2 separate regions of the Mus musculus genome follow, and region 2 is linked to region 1. A link is a loop called in an ENCODE intact Hi-C map of the cell type or tissue named here. Cell type or tissue: gastrocnemius. All regions are shown on one strand. Links, peaks and the distances in the headings refer to the core of each region. The heading gives the core; the rest is flanking DNA.

Region 1 (11,237 bases), core at 3,378-5,877:
CCCGAGGTCCATTATGGAAACAAACTCTAATGATACAACAGCATGCTTTTTTTTCTACTCTGCTGTTTATTTCCCTTCAGAAAAGCCTGTGAAGTTACATCTAAGCTGTAATTTTATCGTTACCATATTCCCTTGCATGATTTTCCTCAGTCTTTCAAATCATTGGTCACAGGAAGTGAGTGCCCTGCTTTTCTACTAGCAGATGAAATGGAAACTGGTAGTCTGAAGCATTGTCCAGGACACTGGGCTGACCATTTCGATAGTCAGATTAGACCTACCCAGTGGATGTTTGAATGTTTGGGTGCTGGGGAGATGTTCAGTTGGTAAAGTGCTTGCTATGCAAGCATGAGTATCTGGGATTAGGTCTCCAGCACAACACATAGGCAGAGTATATTCCTGAAATCCCAGCATTAGGAAGACAGAGATATTCAGATCCCTGGAGCTCACTGGATAGGCCGGCTAGCTGAATCAGTGAGTTCCACATTGAGTGAGAGACCTTGTCTCAAAACATAATCTTGGTCCTTTCAGCAAAATCTTGCTGGCATATGCAATAGTGTCTGCATTTGGTGGCTGACTATGGAATGGACTCCCGGGTGGGGCAGTCTTTGGATGGTCCATCCTTTCATCTTAGCTCCAAACTTTGTCTCTGCAACTCCTTCCATGGGTATTTTATTCTTGTAAGGCTATGCCAGTGCCTGGCAAATACAGAAGTGGATGCTCACAGTCATCTATAGGATGGATAACAGGGCCCCCAATGGAGGAGCTAGAGAAAGTATACAAGGAGCTGAAGGGGTCTGCAACCCTATAGGTGGAACAACAATATGAACTAATCAGTACGCCCCAAAGCTCGTGTCTCTAGCTGCATATGTAGCAGAAGATGGCCTGGTCGGCCATCACTGGGAAGAGAGGACCCTTGGTCTTGCAAACTTTATATTCCCCAGTACAGGGGAATGCCAGGGCTAAGAAATGGGAGTGAGTGGGTAGTGGAGCTGGGCGGGGGGGGGGGGGGTATAGGGGACTTTTGGGATAGCATTTGAAATGTAAATGAAGAAAATATCTAATAAAAAATTAAAAAAAAACATAATCTGGGAATAAAAAGATGACTCAGCAGTTAAGAACACTGGCAGATCTTCCAGGGAGACCTAGGCTCAATTCCCAGCACCCACGTGGTATCTTAAAACCATCTGTAACTCCAGTTCCTAGGGATCTAATGTCTTATTCTGGTTTCCACGGCCACCAGACATATATATGGTGCACATGCACACACACACACACACACACACACACAAACATATGCACATATAATGTATGCATGTAGGTAAAATATCTGTAAACATAAAATAAAAATAAATACATTTTTAAAATAAACTAAAATTTATTAATGAGCAGCAGTATCTAGAAAGAAACTGAAGAAGGCACCTGATGTCAACCCTGGCTTCTACATGCACACATATGACATGACATATACCAATGCATATGTACACACATAGGAACACATATATACTCTACATATATTCGATAAATTTAACGCAAAACTCCCTACCTTGTCAATATATGGCCATGTTTATTTAGCAGCTGACCTTCCTTCCTAACAGGCTTGTGAAGAAGACGGGAGGCAAGAGCAGCCTCCTTTTCAGGGGAAGAAGAAAATATACAAGCCAACAAGGATATTCTCTAGATGCAGGAATCCAAAATAGGGTTGACATTCATTTTTCCTTAGCTCAGGCAATGACAGAAAGTGGAACAGGAATTGTATTCATCATTAGTCTATCTATCAGATCTGTGTCTAGAAAAGCCATGTCACTGGTTACCTCAAATGCCCCCATTCACCACAAAAACATGACAGAACCCAGATCTGTCCATTCACTATCCCCAAAACAAGAAACAGCGACGATGACAAAACCAGATGGTCCTATAGGTAATTTCAACAAGGATGGCACTGCTCACATTTGCTGTGAACACACACATCCTTGAAATACTCCCCAAGGTTTGCAGGGCCTGGCTGCTCCTGTGGCTCCTGATACACAGGCAACTTGAGGATAAGAATTATCTGCTGTCCTATGAGGTGTAACCACTGACAGAGTGTAGGGAGAAAGATGGTTGCTGCTGCAGTGCTCCAAGCTGAATTTGCTCAGTGACATCCTGGCATCCTCAGAGTGGCTCCAGACTACCAGTGGCAGCACATCCCACAACATCTGTGGAAAGACAGATCCTCTAGTTCCACCTGGTTCTAGGTTCAGACCCAATAGGTGAAGCCTAGAAATCTGGAATACAGTGAAGTTTGGGGCCACAGTGTCTTATGTTCCACCTACCACTCTCACTCCCCACTCCCCACTCCCACCGCTGGGTGTTTGGAGAAACCAGGTCTTCTTCACATAGTATTAGACAAAGATGGCTGCCATCCCACACCCATGAGTCTCTGGTGTTTTGGGTGGCATCCACAACACCTAGAGGATGCTTGAAGACACCACGTGTTTCCAGGTGTCAGAAGGTGAACGGGTGTTACAGACATGCTTCCCTTTCCTGCTTTCGGACTTATTCAAAGGCCTAGACTGCTGTGAGCAACATGGGATAGAGAAGTCGAGGCTGACATCCATGTGCTGTTAAGCCATGTGTATCATGTATTATGTTAATATATGTTAATGCATGGTATCACAAAGACAAGAATGGGCAGTAAAGAGGCTTGTTCTCATGGAAAATATAGAAACAGCACAAAATAACCCTAGTGGAGAATGCTCACTGAAGACAGGTGGCTTGTGGATATGGGAAGTCTACCATGCACAAATCACTTAAGGCTGGGCTAAAACCATGCTTCTGAATAATCAGGTCCAAAAAGGACTGAGAACATCCCCCAAGTGATAACCATTTCACTGTCCACTCTTCCCAGTGCAGTTGTGGATTGTCTTCGAGCAAGTAAACAGCAAAGAACTCTGGGGACATAAAAGATAAGCGGATGTCCCACCTGCCCTAATGTTTGCCCTGTTTGTACAACTGAGTTTCCTGCAGGGAGCTGAGAGATTGTCACCCTCAATGCTCAGCAGAGAACACCTCAAACTGGAGTTCACATTTAGAAGCCCGAGGGCTTGTTAGGGCTCACCAGCTGTGTGCCTCCATTACTGTCCATGTGTCCATTACTTTCCCAACACACATCCCAGAACACACAGTGCTCTGAATGTGCCCACCAGTGACCTAGAATTCTTACTACAGGCCTAAATATGACCCTTGTGCCAGCAACATATACCTATCTCTCTTTCTTCCCCGCCTCCCTCCCTCCCTCCCTTCCTCTTCCCACTTCTTCTTTTCATCAACAATCCTATGAGCATTATCCCTTGTGGGGGGTGGGGATAGGGGTATTAAAGCAATGGCCAACGTATACACATTTGGTCAAAGCCGTAATTGATGTGAAAATTATCCACTTTGTCAACACACAGGGGCAACCAGAAGAAACAGTCCTTTAGCCCTACCATATGATGGCTGTAATAAACCTAGGTTTCTTCAGCTTTGCTGAAATTGTTCTCACTTCTCCTCTTCAGCCAGAAGACATTGGACAAGCACCCATCGTGAATGCCCCAGAAGGTGGCAAGGTTGACCTGGAAGCCTTCAGTCATTTTACAAAAATCATCACACCAGCAATTACCAGAGTGGTGGATTTTGCCAAAAAGTTGCCCATGTTTTGTGAGGTAAGGACATGGCTCTTCTGTCTGGGTCACTTTTCTTTATAGCTCCATTTCCAAGAGTGCAGGGTATTGTTTAACAGCAATCAGGAGAACTCCATGCTAGGAAAGCAGAGTTGGTACAAAGTGAGAATGTCTGCCAGGGCTGCAGCTCAGTGGGAGAGCACTTGCCTTGTATGTCTGACCTTGGATCTATTCCCAGTACTGTCAAAAGAAAAGGTCTGGTTCCCCAATTGTGCCTTCTCTCTACAGCCATTGCTGGGTGGGGGACAAAACTAGCTTATTTGCTAATTTTAGCAAAAAAATTATTAGCAAAATTGCTGCAGTTTGAGCTTACATCAATAGCCCTTCTACAGAATATCCCAGAGATGGCTATGTGATCAGTTCTTAATGGAGAAGAATTGAAGCCAAATGGCCCTCACAGCAAGACTCTCGCTGTCTCTGTGGGGATCTCTTCTTCCCTAGGAGCTTGATCTCTCTGGAGCCTGGAAAGCTCACCCAACAGAGCCCATGCTTTCCCTCAAAGATACTTCCTCCCTCTCTTAGCACATGTTTCATCTCACCTCAGCTTACATCCTGTATCACTTTGACAGTGCTATCCTATAGCAGGTGAGAACAGAGCCACTACAGGGAATGCGCAAGAATCCTGGACATGACTGTCTGACCTGAGTCATGTCATCTTTGAGATTTACACTGGTGTCTCTTTAAAGCAGTTGGCATGTTCAGATAGGAGCATACAAATAGAGTGTTGTCCTTCTGCCCTACCTGAGTGACAAACACTGCACACATCTTAGCTACTGATGCTGTTATTTCTTCTCTTTGTCTTTCTGGAACATTCCAAGTAGGGTAGGCCAGCTCCAGCAATTCCCCTGTCTCTTCCTCCCCTGCCCTAGGATTACAAGTTGCTACTACCACCACCACACCTGGCTTTAGAAAGTAAAAACCCATGGATTTTGGGAACAGGGTCAGGTTCAAGCAGCATATCCTGACTATGCTGTCTTCCGGGCTCAAGTTCATCATGACATTTCCATCTTGCCTCTGACTTTCTGAATCTAATAGGGCTGATGGTATCCTCTGTGGAACATCTATCTCCCTTTGCAAAATTCCATCAGGTGTCAGACCATTGCTCTCACACCTTCAAGGAAGCCCAGAGAGTTAGCATATAGATACAGTACAGACTGTAGTGAACCTCTTCTATAAGCTTTGAGAGTAGTGTATAGTTCTTCCTCAGCTGAGAGAACCAAGTCTCCTTGTCTAGGATGAGCATCTGCTGCCTTAACTGCCAGCTCATCTGTGCTGTGAGTTTACAGTAAGGACAGCCCAGCTGCAATGAGGGTGAATCAGATACTGGAGGGGGAAATGTCTTATTGCTTACTTTTGAGCATCCATAGAATCCATACCCAGAAGAACAGAGCAGTAGCCTAAGGATAGGAACTGAGACGGAGAAAACACTTTCTTCCTTCTGACTTCTAATATTTTTAATTAATATTTATGATCATTCTAGATGATGAACAAATAGTACCATTTCTAATTTCCTTCCTATTGTTTGGGCAAACTTAGCCAAAAGTAATTTGGGGGAAGAAAGGGATTATTTGACTTACACTTCTAGGTCTGCTGAATGATTCTTCTCCAGAGTGGGATCAGCAGTGTGTGAGCATTACCTGGGATCTTGGGTGACAGTAAGGATGAGAGCCACATAGAATCCTAGAGGAGCTGGAACAGGTGCCTTTCTGTCCTCCCTGCTGTCTGTAACCTAGCTCAGCCTTCCTCCTTCCAACTCCCTCTTAAGTCAGGCATCTAAGGATATAATTAAAACAAGTCAGGACTTAAACAAAAGCAAATCTTTAATGCGTTATCAAATAGAATCATTAGACATAGAAGCCTGTTTCTCATAGAGAAATAAAAAGTTTAAGGTTGAACTTTGAATAGGCTGACTACTGAACAGAAGTAGACTTCTCAGTGTCTTCCAGCAGGATTGCTTTTAGTTGCATAAAGTAACCTAAACTGGACTAGTCCAGAGTCCCCACCTCCAAAAAGAAGCTACAACAGTTTCAGGGAAGACTTAGACATTATGTACAATTTACATAGTCTTGCATGGTTTACGTATTGAGATGTGTTGGCCTTGAATTGTGATAGAGATAGTTTCAAATCCCAGCCTTACCTACAAAATATCCCTATGCCAGGCATACTAGCACACTGAAGTCTGAGTGCTTGTTTATCACATGTGTGAATGAAACTGGAATTCAAATGTTTACCTAACTGTGAAGTTCAACTGAGATGACTGTAAATTTTGACAAGAAACAGAAGATGTAACAGTCATTCAGACCCATTCAAATGACATCAATATTGAATTCTTGAACTTTTTCTCCAACCCCAGAAAATAATTTTCTATTTTTACTATTTTGCCACACAGAGTTCTGTTGTAAAGTTTTATTAGCCCATTGTCATAAAACCTAAATAGCATGGTGACCAAATAAGCTTTAAATGACCCTGAAATCTGAGCAGAAAGAGCTAGCTTGTCCATTGACTCTGGTATCTAGGTCACCAAATATAGAAACCTGGAAGCCAGGACACTGGATTCTGGCTTCACCTCTGCCCTGGATTTGCTGGTTGACAACGAGCAAAGCTTGTACTGCCTTAGTCACTTGCATCTGGCACCTTCTAAGGAAGTTTTGTACTTCCTGAAAAGCTCAGCTGCCCACTGACCAGCAGAGCTACACACAATAAAAGAAGATGAGTCTTGAACTCTGCTCAGCCGCACTTTCAAGTAAAACTCAGAATGAAGGGCTGACTGATGGAGACTTCTGCATTACTATAATACCAGTTGAAGACCTGTGCTAAAAGAAATGTAAACTGCTGAAATTAACCAGCCTGGAGATTTAAAAACAGTGATTGAGGGGGCTGGAGAGATGGTTCAGCAGTTAAGAGCACTGGCTGTTCTCCCAGAGAACCCAGCACCAACATGCAGCTCACAACCACCCACCCATACCTCTAGTTCTAAGGATCCAATGACCTCTTTGGGTGCATAGACATGTGTGCAGTCAAAACAGTCATAAACATTTTTTTAAGTAGTTGTAGTCTGAGCATGTTATTATATACCTGTAGCTCCTGCATTTGTGAGGCAGAGGCAGATTCCCACTACTTTAAGTCCAGCTTAGTCTGCATAGTGAATTCCAACCCAGGCAGAACTACATAGATTGTCTCAGAACAAACATGGCTGTAAGTGTCCCTCCAGGTAGAGAATGAGAGTAAGGACCTCAGGGGATACAGACCTAGGTTGGCCACCAAGGCTCTGTGGTTGCTTTTCCAACACCCTAGCTGGCACTCATCCTCTGTTCTGTGCTTATGTGTCTGCTTCTTTTCAGCTGCCATGTGAAGACCAGATCATCCTCCTCAAAGGCTGCTGCATGGAGATCATGTCCCTTCGAGCTGCTGTGCGCTATGACCCAGACAGCGAGACTCTAACTTTGAATGGGGAAATGGCAGTGACACGAGGCCAGCTGAAAAATGGGGGCCTTGGGGTGGTTTCAGATGCCATCTTTGACCTGGGCATGTCTCTGTCATCTTTCAACCTGGATGACACTGAAGTCGCCCTGCTTCAGGCCGTCCTGCTAATGTCTTCAGGTGAGTGTGCTGAGATTCTCAAGGGTGTGAGAAGAGCTTCTTGGGGTGGGGGTGGGGGGCCTAGTGCTAATTCACATCACTTAATGGGTTGTCTGTCTCCCTTTAGTTTCTGAGAAACTTATCTGGCTCTCTTGCATCCAGAAACTAGAAGGGTCAATTGACAGAGAGCTGAATGAGGGGTTATCTAGGGTCTGAGGCTCTATAGCTCTGACTAGCTTGGAACTCATTGCATAGACCACACTGGCCTCTAACTCAGGTGCTCTTTGAAATTGTTTGTGGAAACACTTATATCTGAGGCATTTCAGAAGTGTGTGTTGCCTTGGCCTTCGATTCTGACAGAGCTAGCTAGCTACATGTCCCAGCCTCACTTGTAGAATATTTGTATTAAGTCCCAGCCAGCATCTTACCGTTCAGCTGCCTAAATTTACATATCTCCAGATAAAGTTGAAATTAAAATATTTATCTCACTGTATTTTTGTGAAGACTGACTAAGGTAACTAAGTCTTGGTATGATGCCCAATTTGGATAGGGGAAGGTGGGCAGGGGTAGCTGAAGCCCTGTGAAATGATCCCATTTGCAGATAGTTCATCAACCCCTGCCTGTTTGTGCCTTTGCAGATGCTAGGTATAGATGTGAGAGATAGTGCCATCCTATGGATCACTTGGCTCAAGTTTTAGTTTCCTCTTACTGAACAGCACACCAACCCAAAACTGGCTTAAGGCATCTGAGACTGCCAAAGCTAGAGCTGAACATGGCTGCAGAGGTTGCTCCCAGCAGCCTTTCCTCTGAAAGAATACTCAGACCCTTACATGGCTGCCAGGTTCCAAGAGGGAGGGCTTCAAGCATGTGAAAACAAAAGCTGACCAGACTTAAATCCACGGCCACATTCTATTGACCAACTAGCTCCAGCTCCAGCCCACTCAACAGTGACCTCACCAGTCACCCACCAGGGAGGACATGATGTTGTCTTTAACCTACCACCATCTTTTTAACCAATATCTATCAGAACTCTAGCTCCCAACAGTGGAGGTTTAATGACAGAGCTGATCCATCCTCTTTTTATTTACATCATAATAAATAATTGCAAAGCACACTGTATTGTTTAAGGGCATTTAGTCTTAAAATACAGAAAATTGATTCAGGCTCTCCTCTTCATTTCAGAACAGGTTAGGTTTTTATTTCTTTAGCACTTGTCATTTTCTGACACCATCAGCTAGTTACACTTAGAGGTCATAGATATGTCAAGCCAGTGTTCAGGAGGCTCCAAAACTATTTACCAGGTATGTGGCCAAACGTCCACAAAACCTGAGTCACAGATATCTTCAGAGTTCTTTACTGAGCTGAAACTTTCTAAGTATTTTTAAATTGATCTAGAAATTCATTTCCTACATAAAATTTAGATATGGCAGATATTTTTAAAGCAGTAATATTTAAAATTATGTTTGTGGAAAATTTCAAATGTAGACAGAATGGCACACTGAACTCTTTGGGTGACTTTGGAAAGACTCCAGGGGGTTCCATTTTCCCAATACCTACTGTTCTCACCCTGGTGTAACACCCTCCCTATGACTTGCTTTTAACCAATAGAACCAACATATTCGCTGTTACCTCATGAGATTCTATATGTAACATAAAATTATTGCAACCAGACTTATTCTATCAGGGCCTTGGGGACTTTGAGAGATTGACACGCAGGTGGAGAAAGTTCTCACAGTGGGGGAACTGCACAGCTGGTATCCAGGCTAGAACCAGTGGTCACGTGACCCTGAGTGTTTTAGGGAAGAGAGAGTCCTCAGGGGAATATGATTTGGTGCCTCTCTAAGGGCCACCTTTGTGATACAGCCTCTCTAAATTAAAATAGAAATTGAACATATGTGGGAATCAAAGTCATGGAGGGAATGAAAGCAAGTTTTAGCTAAGTCATTATTGGTACAAAGACACATCTACATAATGTTGACTTACATAAATATTATAAAGGTGGCCCTTAGAGAAGGAAGCTATTTCTTCTGTAACATCTTCTAATTGTATGCCCTAAAGAAGGCAGAAATAAAGAATCAATGTGAGGCTAGTCTGACTTCTATACTGTTCCAATACTTACTACCCTTTTGAACACTTTTTTTTAACAAGAAAGTGTTCAAGGACACAAAATCTTCAGCAATAACCTTTGGCTTTAACAAAGAAACTTATTATTTAATAAGCTTTTCTGCAGGCTTTTGTTTTCATAGTCATCAGCTTATGGAAAATGGATTTTAATACTGTGTAATAAGATGTTTCCTCCAGAAAAAGTTAGTAAGAAGAGAGAATAGGTAGAGAAGGCAAATGTGTCTGTTTTTACATTACTATGACAAACACTCCATAAAACCAACTTGAGGGATGGAAGATTTACCTTGGCTCATGGTTCCAGAAGCTTGTGTCCACAGTTGACTGATCCCATTGCTTTCATGCCTGTGGTGAGGAAGAGCATCATGATAAGAAGCTCAGGGTAAAGTGAAGTTGTTCAAATTATGGCTGCCAGGAAGCAGCACACACCCCTCCCCTCACCACAGTATCCCTCACAGCACTGCACCCCTCCCCCACCACAGTATCCCTCTAAGCATTGCACCCCTCCCTCACCACAGTATCCCTCTCAGCATTGCACCCCTCCCTCACCACAGTATTCCTCTCAGCACTGCACCCCTCCCCCACCACAGTATCCCTCTCAGTACTTCACCCCCTCCCCTACTACAGTATCCCTCTCAGAATTGCACCCCTCCCCCACCACAGTATCCCTCCCAGCACTTCACCCCTCCCCCACTACAGTATCCCTCTCAGAATTGCACCCCTCCCTCACCACAGTATCCCTCTCAGCACTGAACCCCTCCCCCACCGGAGCTATCCATCTTAACCTTGGTGTCTGATACTCTACAGCCTAAGTTGCATTCTCACTCACTCCTAGGAGCAGTGAAGTCCCCAGATCTATAACTGAATCAGACAAGCTCACTTCTTCCACCTCTGAATTCAAATCCCTTTCTTCCTCCCTTCAGATCGCCCAGGGCTAGCCTGTGTTGAGAGAATAGAGAAATACCAAGACAGTTTCCTGTTGGCCTTTGAACACTATATCAATTACCGGAAGCACCATGTGACACACTTTTGGCCCAAACTCCTGATGAAGGTGACAGACCTGCGGATGATTGGAGCTTGCCATGCCAGCCGCTTCCTCCACATGAAGGTGGAGTGCCCCACTGAGCTCTTCCCGCCTCTGTTCTTAGAAGTATTTGAGGACTAAATTTACTGGACAAGTTCTTGTCATTCCTGCAGCACGACTGGGTGTCATTGCATTCCACCTGTAGCATTCTGTTGTTGTTTCTTCGTTTCTCTGTGTCAAGTGAGATCATCGATGGTCAGCAGATCACCAATGGCATAGACTTGGATGAAATTGTTCTTTGAATGTGGGTCTTTGTAACCATTGCATTTTGTTCTCCAGTCCTTGGTGTGAATGCTTTGAAGGGCTTACAGCAGTGCAGTCTGAGTGGGGTACAATCATTATTTCACCAGCACGAAGTCATCACCAGCTCCCATCTGTCCCTGGGCAGACTCAAGCAAGCCAAACAGCATTTCAGAAGACTAAAGAAGCCTTAAAACCGAGACCACAGTCATCTTGATCCAACATGATCCATTCTGATGTGTGCAAGGTGAAGCTGTAGAGCCCAGGCCGCCTCAGGGTGAGCATGGCTTTTATCACGGAAGGGGAGAAGGAGCAGTTTCTACTCAGGAGCTCATCATTGCCAGCACTCGTGTTCTCCAAGCAGCCTGACTTGGAATGTGCAGGAATATCCATACCATAACAAATCAACTTTCCTTTCCATGGCCTTTTGTAACCTTATGATTTACTTCAAGTTGCACAAGAGTATGACTTGACTGGTTTGAGGCCACAAAGAAAGTCTTTTTTTTTTTTTTTTT
Region 2 (11,237 bases), core at 3,565-6,064, 250 kb after region 1:
CCCCTGTACCGGGGCACACAAAGTCTGCGTGTCCAATGGGCCTCTCTTTCCAGTGATGGCCGACTAGGCCATCTTTTGATACATATGCAGCTAGAGTCAAGAGCTCAGGGGTACTGGTTAGTTCATAATGTTGTTCCACCTATAGGGTTGAAGATCCCTTTAGCTCCTTGGGTACTTTCTCTAGCTCCTCCATTGGGAGCCCTGTGATCCATCCATTAGCTGACTGTGAGCATCCACTTCTGTGTTTGCTAGGCCCCGGCATAGTCTCACAAGAGACAGCTACATCTGGGTCCTTTCAGTAAAATCTTGCTAGTGTAAGGCCTTACCTCCTAATAGTACCTTTACTCTTTGGGTAAAAGATTGAAACACATGAGTCAGTGGGGCCATACTTATTCAAACCTCCACAATGTGCTTAGTAGTTAGGAATCAGAAACCAAACCTCAAGGTTTTAAGTTGGGGTACAGATCGCTGAGAGGAAGGGTTAAAAGACAATACAGAATACCAGGACTGAAGGGACTCTGGCCAGCTTGAGTGTATTGAGCGTGGCAATGGAAGAAGACCTTGCCTTTCTCTCCCATTCCCTCTGCCTTTCTAAAAACCATTAGATTACATTTCTAAAGCTAGCCACCAAGATCTAGTACCGTATTTGGCCACTTCCTTCTTCTGAGGCTATCAAGACTATCAAGGTCCAGGTATCAAAGTATTGAAGTCAAAAGGCCACTTTGGCTCACCTCATTAACATGCCCAATTAAAATTAAACACCTCATCCTAATACCAGATTATCCCTTATCCCTTTATAAACCACCATTTACCTATGATGTCCAATTCCTCTCTATCCAGAGGCAGTCCTTTGCCTCTTCAGGACAGAGACCCATCCTTCCTCTCCCTTCCTTTCCCCTCCCATCCTTTACCTCCTGACTTTGTCTCTATTCCCTACCCTCTGTTCCTCTGGGGTAAGTAAATCTCCTTTGTGTTAGAACTTGGTCTTGGGGGTCCAACAGACAAAAACAGCAAGCAGTATTCTGGAATCACAGCTAAGGAGCTAGGAAACTACTGAATGATTCTGAGAATGAAAGTTAGATTTTGCTGGGTGTGGTGGCACACGCCTTTAATCCCAGCACTTGGGAGGCAGAGGCAGGTGGATTTCTGAGTTGGAGGCCAGCCTTGTCTACAGAGTGAGTTCCAGGACAGCCAGGGCTACACAGAGAAACCCTGTCTCGAAAAAACCAAAGGAAAAAAGAAAGTAAGTAAGTTAGATTTTAAAATTCTAACTTAGATGGTTTGAGGCTAAAAGAAAAGAGAAAAATGGATTAGAGAGACTAGTGAGGTTATGTTAGTTTCCCTAACAGCAATTACATATTTTAAATTTATGTTTATTTGTGCATTGATGTTTTTTCCTGCATGTATGTCTGAATGAGGGTGCCAGATCCTCTGGAACGGAAGTTACAGATATTGCGGGTCCTCTGGAAGAGTAGCTAGTACTCTAACTGCTGAGCCATCTCTCCAGCCCTAGCAATTACATTTTAAAATTTATTTTTCAGAGATAAAATTTTCTTTCTCTATTTTTGCTATGTAGTTTTAACTGCCCTAGAAACTTTATGTGTAGACTAGGCTAGCCTCATACCTTCAGAGACCCTCCAAGTTAACTCAGGTGAGGATGTTAATGGCTCAAATAAAACACTTATCATTTTACAGTTTGTAGATCAGAAGCATCACTAGGATAAAAATCATGGTGTCAGGAAGAAGAAAATCAGCTCAAGGTCCCCCTGCATCCCTTGGCTCCTGGCTTCCTTCATGTTTTAGTCAGTCAGTCCCTCTCCTCTAAAACTTGACTCATAGACACTTGTGCCCAGATCACAACCCCAGCCTTTGGCTCCGTGTCTCAAGGTTAATCCAGCCACACATGCTGTGATGGTTATTCCCAGCTGTCAGCTTGATTACATCTGGAATGAACTTCAATCCAGGAATGGAGGACATAGCTGTGGTCCAGATCTTGAGGCTGGAAGACACAGGCTTTTGATCCAAATCTTGACATGGAATGACATAGGCTTTTGATCTGAATCTTGAGGCCTAGTGGCTATGAAAAGCTTAGGCCCAGGAAGGTGGTACACACCTTTAATCCCAGGAAACTGAAGCAAGCAGATCTCTGAGTTCAAGTCCAGCCTGAGACAGAGCAAGTTCCAAATAAAGAACAGTTTAGGTCCAGGTTTGGTGGTACACACCTTTATTCTGGGCCGTGCTTTCTGCTGGAGGCCTACACAAGGACATTGAAGAAGGAGGACTCACTCTTTTCCACCTGCTTGCACTTACCTGCCAGCACACCTGTTGGAGTCTACTTCATGATTCCAGCTTATACAGAAGACCAGCTGAAATACCCACCTTCGTGAGGCTGAGCAACTTCTAGATTCTTTTTTTTTTTTTTTTTTTTTAAATTTATTTATTATATGTAAGTACACTGTAGCTGTCCTCAGACACTCCAGAAGAGGGAGTCAGATCTCGTTAAGGATGGTTGTGAGCCACCATGTGGTTGCTGGGATTTGAACTCCTGACCTTCGGAAGAGCAGTCGGGTGCTCTTACCCACTGAGCCATCTCACCAGCCCAACTTCTAGATTCTTGAACTTCCCATTCACAGCTGCTCATTGTTGACTTAGTTGGGCTGCAGATTGTAAGACATTCCTAGAATTTCCCTTAATACATAGAGACATTCTATAAGTTCTGATTCTGGAGAACATTGACAGGCAAAATTCCTCTTAAAGTAAATTCTCAAAAAAGTTTCCAGGGTTAATTTGGGAGCATCGTTGGAAGACCATTTCTTTGGGGAACTGGAGAGATGGACTACTGTTTTAAAGCACTGGCTGTACTTTCAGAGGACCCTAGTTCCACTACCCACATGGCAGCTCACAACTCTTTAACTCCAGTCCCAGGGGGTACTGGGAATTAAACTCAGGACCTCTGTAAGAGCAGCCAGTGCTCTTAACCAAGAAGCTCTTTCTATGTTTTTGCCTCCGAAGTGCTGGAATTAAAGGCTGTGCTACCATGCCTGTTTCCATTTGACTATGCACATGCATGCCTGTGTGAGCAAGCCCACGCGCAAGCATTAGTGCTTTGCCTGTATGTCTGTGTAAGGGTGTTGGAAACTCTGGAACAGAGCATTGTGACCTACCATGTGGGTGCTGGGAATTGAAGCGGGGTCCTCGGAAAGAGCAGCCGGTGTTCTTAAACCCTGAGCCATCTCTCCAGCTCCCCATTTGACACTCTCCCCCACACAGGGTTTCTCTGTGTATCAGCCCTAGCTGTCCTTTGTAGACCAGGCTGGCCTCAAATTTACAGAGATCTTGCCCTTTGAGTGCTGGGATTAAAGACATTTTAACATTTTTGTTGCCTTTAATGAACCATTTTTCTTTTTACCTTAGCTGTTGATATCTTGTCTTCTAGAAAAACAAAAGCCTTGAGGAAAATGTTACCTTACTAATGGTAATCCTCCTGCCTCAGCACTTTTCTGTTCTAGAATGCTGTATTATAGGAAGGAGCAAGCCATGCCTAGAGATGGTTTTTTATCTACTGTGCATGGAACTGAGACCGATCCTCCTCTGCCTCCTGAGTACTGGGGTTACACACACCTCCATTTGGGTGGTGTTATAGTCTATCCAGATGATCTCTGGCAATATATAAAAAACCTCTAACAGTGATCTCTCTAAGGGAGCAAATAGCTTGGGGACCAAAGTGTGGTAAGAGGACCTTATTCTGTATCTGGAGTTCCCCCTGTATTACTGGTTCAATGTAAACTTTAAGAGAAAGGATTTATTTCAAAGTCTCCTCATTCTCTCCACAGTGCTGCCCTAGGAGAAGATGGGGAAGGGTTGCAAGGTTGTCATTTGTGGGTTGCTGTCTGTTGGGAAAACTGCAATTTTGGAGCAACTCCTTTATGGGAATCACACTATTGGTAAGATTATCTTTCTTAGTTCCTTTCTAGATTCTGAAGCTGGTGGAAGGTGCTTGTTGCTCATACTAACTGGTGTAAAAGAGCAAGTAAGGACAAGTAACTTGGGTTCTGCTGACATCCAGCAGTGCTTGCTAAATGTTCTGTACATGTTAGAAACAAATGGTAAGTAGAAATGAGTCGTATGAAAATGGGATCCTGTGTACTTGTCTCAGACGTGGCTCTAGGAATCATAGGGTCTCTGAGGTAGCAACATCAAGTGACAATATTCTTCAGACATAGATAGCATGCTGATGCTGCTAGTTAGGCTTAAAAATGAAGAAATGGAGCCGGACAGCGGTGGCACACGCCTTTAATCCCAGCACTTGGGAGGCAGAGGCAGGCGGATTTCTGAGTTTGAGGCCAGCCTGGTCTACAGAGTGAGTTCCAGGACAGCCAGGGCTACCCAGAGAAACCCTATTTCAAAAAACAAAAACCATAAAACCAAAAAAGACAAAAACGAAAGAAAGAAAGAAATGGCTGTTTGCTACAGTATGACCTAGTTTGTAAATGGGAATTCTCTCCTTCATTTATTCCTTTAACGAATAAGCTGTTTCGTCATCTCTGTATCACACTGCATGTTATGGTGCTTTGCCGAGCTCAGGTGAAGAAGATGGCATTTCTGCTGTTAATGAGGTCATGGTTTTGGTAAAGAAGATAACCTGTGGGTTAAAATGAAATGAAGTTTATGCAAATACAGAGCTGAGCATTTCTCTCTGGCAGGTACACATTTTATCTTTTATTAACCATTTTGGTGACCCACCTTTCTGTAGGCCAGGCTGATTTGGAGCTCCGAGACCACCTGCCTCTGGCCTCTGAGTGCTGGAAAGGAAGGCGTGTGATATCTCCACCACTGACACCACCTGGCTAAGAAATCATTTTTTTAAGATTAAAGAAAATTATTGTATGTTTGGGTGAGGAGGGGGCATGCATAAAGATTAAAGGGTAGGGTCTGGAGAGATGGCTCCGTAGTTAAGAGCACTGACTATACTCTTCCAAAGGTCCTGAGTTCAATTCCCAGCAACCACTTGGTAGCTCACAACCATCTGTAATGGGATCTGATGACCTCTTCTGGTGTGTCTGAAGACAACGACAGTGAGTTCAGACTTGAAAAAAAAAATTAAAGGGTGACCATTTGGAGCTAGTTCTCACCGACCTTTCAGTGCGCCCCAGGAATTGAACTCAAAATACCACCAAGCTTGAGAGCCACCTTGATGGTCCAAAACATTTTTTTAGAAAAGCAAGACGCATTTGGATGAGTAAGTACCTTTCATTTTGAAGGAATTAGTAGACATGTGGTCATTCCATGTGGTGCAGGGAAAACCTACAAAACCAGCCTCAGAAGCATGGGAGCTGAGAATAACTGTCTCACTCTCTACCCTTAGCTGGCCTAGAGTTTATAGAACTCCGCTTGTCTCTGCCAGTGAGTGTTGCCCGACTGACCCTGGCTCCTTAATGCAGGGATGGAAGACTGTGAAACGCTGGAAGACGTGTACATGGCATCTGTAGAGACAGACCGTGGGGTGAAGGAGCAGCTGCACTTGTATGACACCCGAGGCCTGCAGAAAGGCGTGGAGCTGCCAAAGCATTACTTCTCATTTGCTGATGGCTTTGTTCTTGTGTATAGTGTGAATAACCTTGAGTCCTTCCAAAGAGTGGAGCTTCTGAAGAAAGAGATTGATAAGTTCAAAGACAAAAAGGAGGTAAGTGGCTGTTTAGTTACCAGGTGTGAAGTCTGATGCTGTTAGAGTGGTAATGTGAATTCAGTGTAGTTTATACATTTAAAGCTGTTCAGTTAAACTGACTGTCTTAGTCAGGGTTTTACTGCTGTGCACAGACACCATGACCGAGGCAAGTCTTATAAAAACAACATTTAATTGGGGCTGGCTTACAGACTCAGAGGTTAAGTCCATTATCACCAAGGTGAGCATGGCAGTATCCAGGCAGGCATGGTGCAGGCAGAGCTGAGAGTTCTATGTCTTCATCCAAAGGCTGCTAGTGGAAGACTAACTTCCAGGCAACTAGGGTGAGGGTCTTAAACCCACATCCACAGTGACACTTCTATTCCAACAAGGCCACAGCTCCAAATGGTGCCACTCCCTGGTCCAAGAATATACAAACCATTACACTGGCAGTATCTGCAAACACAGTGTGCATAACTGGCCAGGCCCATGAAGCACAGTGCTTGCCCTTCGTCTCTTGCTGTCCCTCTGTGTTACTCTGTTCAGGGTATGTTTCCTAGCTCCCTAGCTCAGGTACTGTATAACTCAGTCGTGTGGGGGTCATTTGTCTCATCTTCAACCTCGACACATACACACAAAAGCTTAGTGAGTCAGCACCAGCTCCTCCCTGTTTGCCACTTTCTTGCTGCTTGGAATTCACTAATCTCAGATCTTCTTTACATGTCACCTCAGCTCAGTCAGCAACCTCAGAGCCGTCCAGCACCCACGTTAATAGTCTGCTCGATGGCTTAGCCCAGATTCTTACATTTTATATATTTGTTTGCTTTGTTTTTGTTTTTGTTTTTGTTTTTGTTTTTTTTTTTTTGAGACAGGGTTTCTCTATATAGCCCTGGCTGTCCTGGAACTCTGTAGACCAGGCTGGCCTCAAACTCAGAGAGATCGTCCTGCCTCTGCCTCCCAAGTTCTAGGATTAAAGGTGTACACCACCATGCCTGCCTGGCTGATTGGCCATCTTTTAAAAAATATGTTAAAAACTTAATTTTAATTATGTCTGTGTGGGGAGGTGGGAGGAATTATATGCACGAGTGCAGGTGCCTGTGGAGGCCAGAAGAGAGCCATGTTGTCATATTTGTCACATCTGAGGGTTCCCCTGACAGCCGAGTATTAAGGCTTCATACTTGGTAGGTAAGTTCTGTACTTGCCCAACTTTTTAGACAAGGTTTAACTAGATTGCCCAGACTGGTCTTGAACTTGCAATCTTCCTAGTTCAACTCCAGAGCAGCTGAGTTTACTGCTTTCGTTTCCTCAACATCATCTAAACAAAGCAGTTTGCTAAATGGAAGAGCAGTAATTACTTATACAGTTTTCCTGTAAGCTGCTATGGATGGTTACTATTGTGGTCTTTGGTCATTTTTTGTCCAGGTGGCAATCGTTGTGTTAGGAAACAAACTGGACCTTTCTGAGCAGAGACAGGTGGATGCTGACGTGGCACAACAGTGGGCAAGAAGTGAGAAAGTCAAGCTGTGGGAGGTGACAGTGACAGACCGGAGGACACTGATTGAACCCTTCACTTTACTGGCCAGCAAGCTTTCTCAGCCCCAGAGCAAATCCAGCTTCCCTTTGCCTGGGAGGAAAAACAAAGGGAACTCCAATCCCGAAAACTGAGTCAAGCCTTGAAATGTCTGTAGCCTGGCATGAGGTTACGATTTAACGTGGCCCTTCTCAGATCACCTCTGGGCCTAATGGAACCCCTAAGTGGTAATTTAATGCACTTTCTAATTAAGTTAATTACTTTATAATTAACCTAGTTTATTGCTGTTGGACATTATTTTTTGCCTTTATTTGAAACCTGTTCTTATTTTGTTATTTATTCTGCACTTGTCAATAATAGCAAAATAAAATTTAGAGTATGCAATATACCATGGGAACTCTTCCAGCTTGTCAGGACTCTCATACTCATTGTAATTTTATGCAAATGCCTTATCCTTCCATAAACGCATGAATAACAGGGGTGGCTGGGCTCGCTTGGCAAAGCGCCTTCCCCACTGAGTCACAGGCCCAGAACTCTTGTCTTACACAGAGCTAGAGAGATTGCTCAGCAGGTAAGGCCGACGCCTTGCAGAACTTGTAGCACCTTTAACAGATTCCAAGGGATCCAGTGTCTTCTCTTGGTTTCTTCAGGCATTTCATACACTTAGTGCTCATATATACAAGCAGAGAAAATCACTCATACACATAGAATAATATCTAAGGTTAATCATCTAAGATTATAGAGCTTGGCAATTGCTTTGTGTACTTAAATTGTCCCAATAACAATCTGGATCTCTAAATTCTCATTTTACAGAGGCTTTGCTGAACAGAACAAGAGTGGTGGTTTTGTTTTGCTCTATTAAGTATTAAGATCTTAGGGTTAGGACGAGGTGCTTTTGTATTCAGCGCCCTGATTTTATTCTATAAGCTAGGCCTGTGCTGGTGATAAAATTAAATACTAGAGGGTCTTTTGAAAATGGCTAGGCTGGAGAACAGGGAAACATCCCTTTTCTTCTAATAACCTTGCCATATACAATAAAATGCCAGAAATAGAGTTACCATTAGTTTTCCATATTAATCTGAGTTTACAATTTAATTTATGGAAAATCTTTTAAAAAAGATTGCCAACCCTATACAAAGAACTAGGAAATAAGTTGTTTAGTGTTTTCAACTGTAAATAATCTTTAACCATTTAACTGAAAAGCAAAATATGAAACAAGGTAAAGAATGCATTAAGTACGGAACCTTCCTTCAACCATGAGCATTGCTGCTGCTTGCTTTTCTGTTGGTACTGTAGACTGAACTCAAGCTGTATCATTAGCCTTTTTAAGGAAGGGTTTGTTTGTTTATTGGCTTTTCGAGACAGGGTTTTTCCCTGTAGCTCTGGCTGTCCTGGAACTCATTCTGGCCTTGAACTCAGGAATCAGCCTGCCTCTGCCTCCCAAGTGCTGGGATTAAAGGTGTGTGCCACCACTGCCGGGCGAGAAAGGGTCTTAATAAATTACCCAGGCTTTGAACTTGGAATCTTTGTGCCCAGACACCCTGAATACTGGGACTACAGCCACCCGGTTTGCCCTTCATCCCACTAAACACTGGCTGGTTGGAACTATGTAGACCAGGCTAGCCTTGATCTCAAGTCCTCCTCAGCTGGGATTAAAGTTCTGTACCATTATACACAGTCTTGGCCAATTCTTTTTTTAAAAAAACATACTTTTTTGGTTATCTCTCAGGTTAAGTCAGCCCGCCCTTCCAGGTACTTTTCTCTCAGCTTTGTCTTCTGATATATTTTATATAGATCCTGCCTGGTGTTTCTGTTTTTTCTTTTGGCTGCATTTAGATCTTGTGCTTTAATATACGTGGAATTGTTTATGTAATTAAAATGCTTTTTGAGACTGGGTGTCATGTAGCCTAGGCTAGTCTCAAACCCAGTGTGTAGCTGAGGATGACTCTGAACTTTAATCCTCTGGCATCCAATCACCCTGGGATGAAGGTGTGTGAATGCTACTATGCTCAGCGTTCACTTGACTGAGGCTGGAGCCATAGCCAGCAGCAGTGCTACTGAGTCACTGAGCCTGCTCTGCAAGATGAGCACCAGCTCACCAGAGTGGCTCATTTCTCCTGTGTCTGCTGCCACTTCATCTGCAGATCAGAAAATGCTTTGAGCAACAGGCATTGAGTATATCTTTGACGCTTTAGCTGGCTTACACTGTTTTGTTTTTTGAGACAGGGTTTCTTTGTGTAGCCCTGGCTGTCCTGGAACTCACTTTGTAGACCAGGCTGGCCTTGAACTCAGAAATCCACTTGCCTCTGCCTCCCAAGCCTGGGATTAAAGGCGTGCACCACCACTGCCTGGCTGTTTATTGTTTTTAAGATATCTCCAGGGGGCTAAAGAGATGGCTCAGGGGTTAAGAGCACTGACTACTTCTTCCAGAGGTCCTGAGTTCAATGGCCAGCAACCACAACCATCTTTAAAGGATCTGATGCCCTCTTCTGGTGTGTCTGAAGACAGCTACAGTATCTTTATTTATACACATAAATAAAGTCATAAAAAGACATCTCCAAAATGTGCTGTGTAAGTATCAGCTCTGGCATATATTAAGTGATAAGTATTCCTTAACCTGCTTTCAGAAGCAAAGACTGCAGAGAGGAAATGAACACAGCAGGGTCAGTAGTTGTTCTTAATATTGTTTATTAGCACAAATGCAGACGTAAGAAGTCTAAACCAATTGACTGAACAATTCCTATTCCACACTTACAGTTAACAGCTTAAGGTATTTCACTACAGGTTTCCACAAATTGTGATTCAACCCTTGAAGTAATTTGCATATAAGATAAAATACATTAACTACATGGTGTCTTGTAGCCAGGTGTCCATTTTACATATACGAGGTAACAAACTCATCTTTGCAAACTTGTTAAATACCATTGTTTCCTTTTAAGAAGGAAAAACAAATTCCATTTTTTTTGAACAAGAAAATAGGACTTTACATAAATGACATGTACCTATACAAATTTAAGCTGATCAATGGAACACAAGTATCTACACATGCTTTCTTTTGTACTAAAAGTCAGCTAATCTTGCAAAGTTTCAGCTCTAAAAGTCGCTATTACCAGTTTGTCTACTGTAGCAAGATACCTTAAGTTACAACAAAATCCTGGGAAGTAAGACTGAATAATATCTGATATAGAAATAGCCTACTCTTTACCAACTCCCACCCCCACCCTTTCAAAATCATAAGCAGCTCTCTTCTGTGACAGACAAGTCATGTAAGAACTGAAAACCCAGTTTATGTAGCGTATCTCTTGGTCCACTGTCTGGCCATTCTGTCGTGTTCTGCTCTGTTGGTCATGTACTGAGTGGCAATACTTCCCACCAAAGGGTCAGCTGGAAGAAAAACATGTATGTTACTTTGGAGAAAGAAAATCAGATACTTTGCCCATGTCTGAAACACTCACTGTCAGAAGGTGTTTTCTTCTAATCTTTAAAAACAGTTTTTAAAAAGGTTTATTTTATGTTTTTGGGTACTCTGTTTGCAGGTTATGGATGTGGGCCCCTAGTGGGTGCTGGAAGCTGAACCCCTCTGCAAGAACACTTGCTCTTCAGCTGGGCCACTGTTTTAGCCCTTCATCTAATCTTATCTAGAAGGGTGGGAGGAGTGGCCTTGGCTTCATTTTCTTATTCTACTTTAGTTCTCTCTCAACAAGTGACACTCTTTGTTCTCCATGTGTATGACCAAGGCTCCAAGACCAACTTTGTTCAACCAATTAGAGCTGTAGATATTGGGAAGTCTCTCTGGCTGGTGCAATTGGCAGTATCTATTGTATAATGTATACCTAGAAAAGGCCAAAAACCCAGACTTCCAAATAAATGTGTTTCTCTGAAAATGGAATGCCTAGTTAAATTTGTATATTTAAGCAGAAAAATAAATAATTTCTTTCTTTTTAAAAACAATTAGTCCCAATAAGATTACAATTCTGAAATTACCAAGTGCAGAAAAATACCTCTTTCTAAAGTGAGCACTGGCTGTGGTCAAGTGCTCAGTGA

What was found. A loop is a pair of places that touch in the nucleus more often than their neighbours do. Peaks named below come from ENCODE experiments on the same cell type or tissue, not always from the same donor. Only the 100,000 strongest peaks of a DNase experiment are listed, where the experiment ranks them.
Region 2: it touches region 1 in a loop (7-fold over the local background); 2 of 42 quality-filtered maps call a loop at or near these places.

The regions. Positions count from the first base shown.
Region 1 is chr14:18,023,104-18,034,340 of GRCm38, forward strand. Thrb (thyroid hormone receptor beta) reads left to right here. Exons shown (of 10, transcript NM_001113417.1): 8 at 3,534-3,680; 9 at 7,040-7,298; 10 at 10,322-11,237. The coding sequence ends at 10,563. Among named protein-coding and RNA genes, the nearest start is that of Nr1d2, 210 kb to the right of the region's middle. In gastrocnemius, for the core only: no CTCF peak of the experiment used is centred there; no DNase peak of the experiment used is centred there; H3K27ac peaks cover 2,340 bases.
Region 2 is chr14:18,272,863-18,284,099 of GRCm38, forward strand. It overlaps Nkiras1 (NFKB inhibitor interacting Ras-like protein 1), which reads left to right. Exons shown (of 4, transcript NM_023526.4): 2 at 3,834-3,944; 3 at 5,442-5,683; 4 at 7,085-11,141. The coding sequence starts at 3,851. The coding sequence ends at 7,327. It overlaps Ube2e1 (ubiquitin-conjugating enzyme E2E 1), which reads right to left. Exons shown (of 6, transcript NM_009455.3): 6 at 9,867-10,577. The coding sequence ends at 10,480. Among named protein-coding and RNA genes, the nearest start is that of Nkiras1, 7.3 kb to the left of the region's middle. In gastrocnemius, for the core only: no CTCF peak of the experiment used is centred there; no DNase peak of the experiment used is centred there.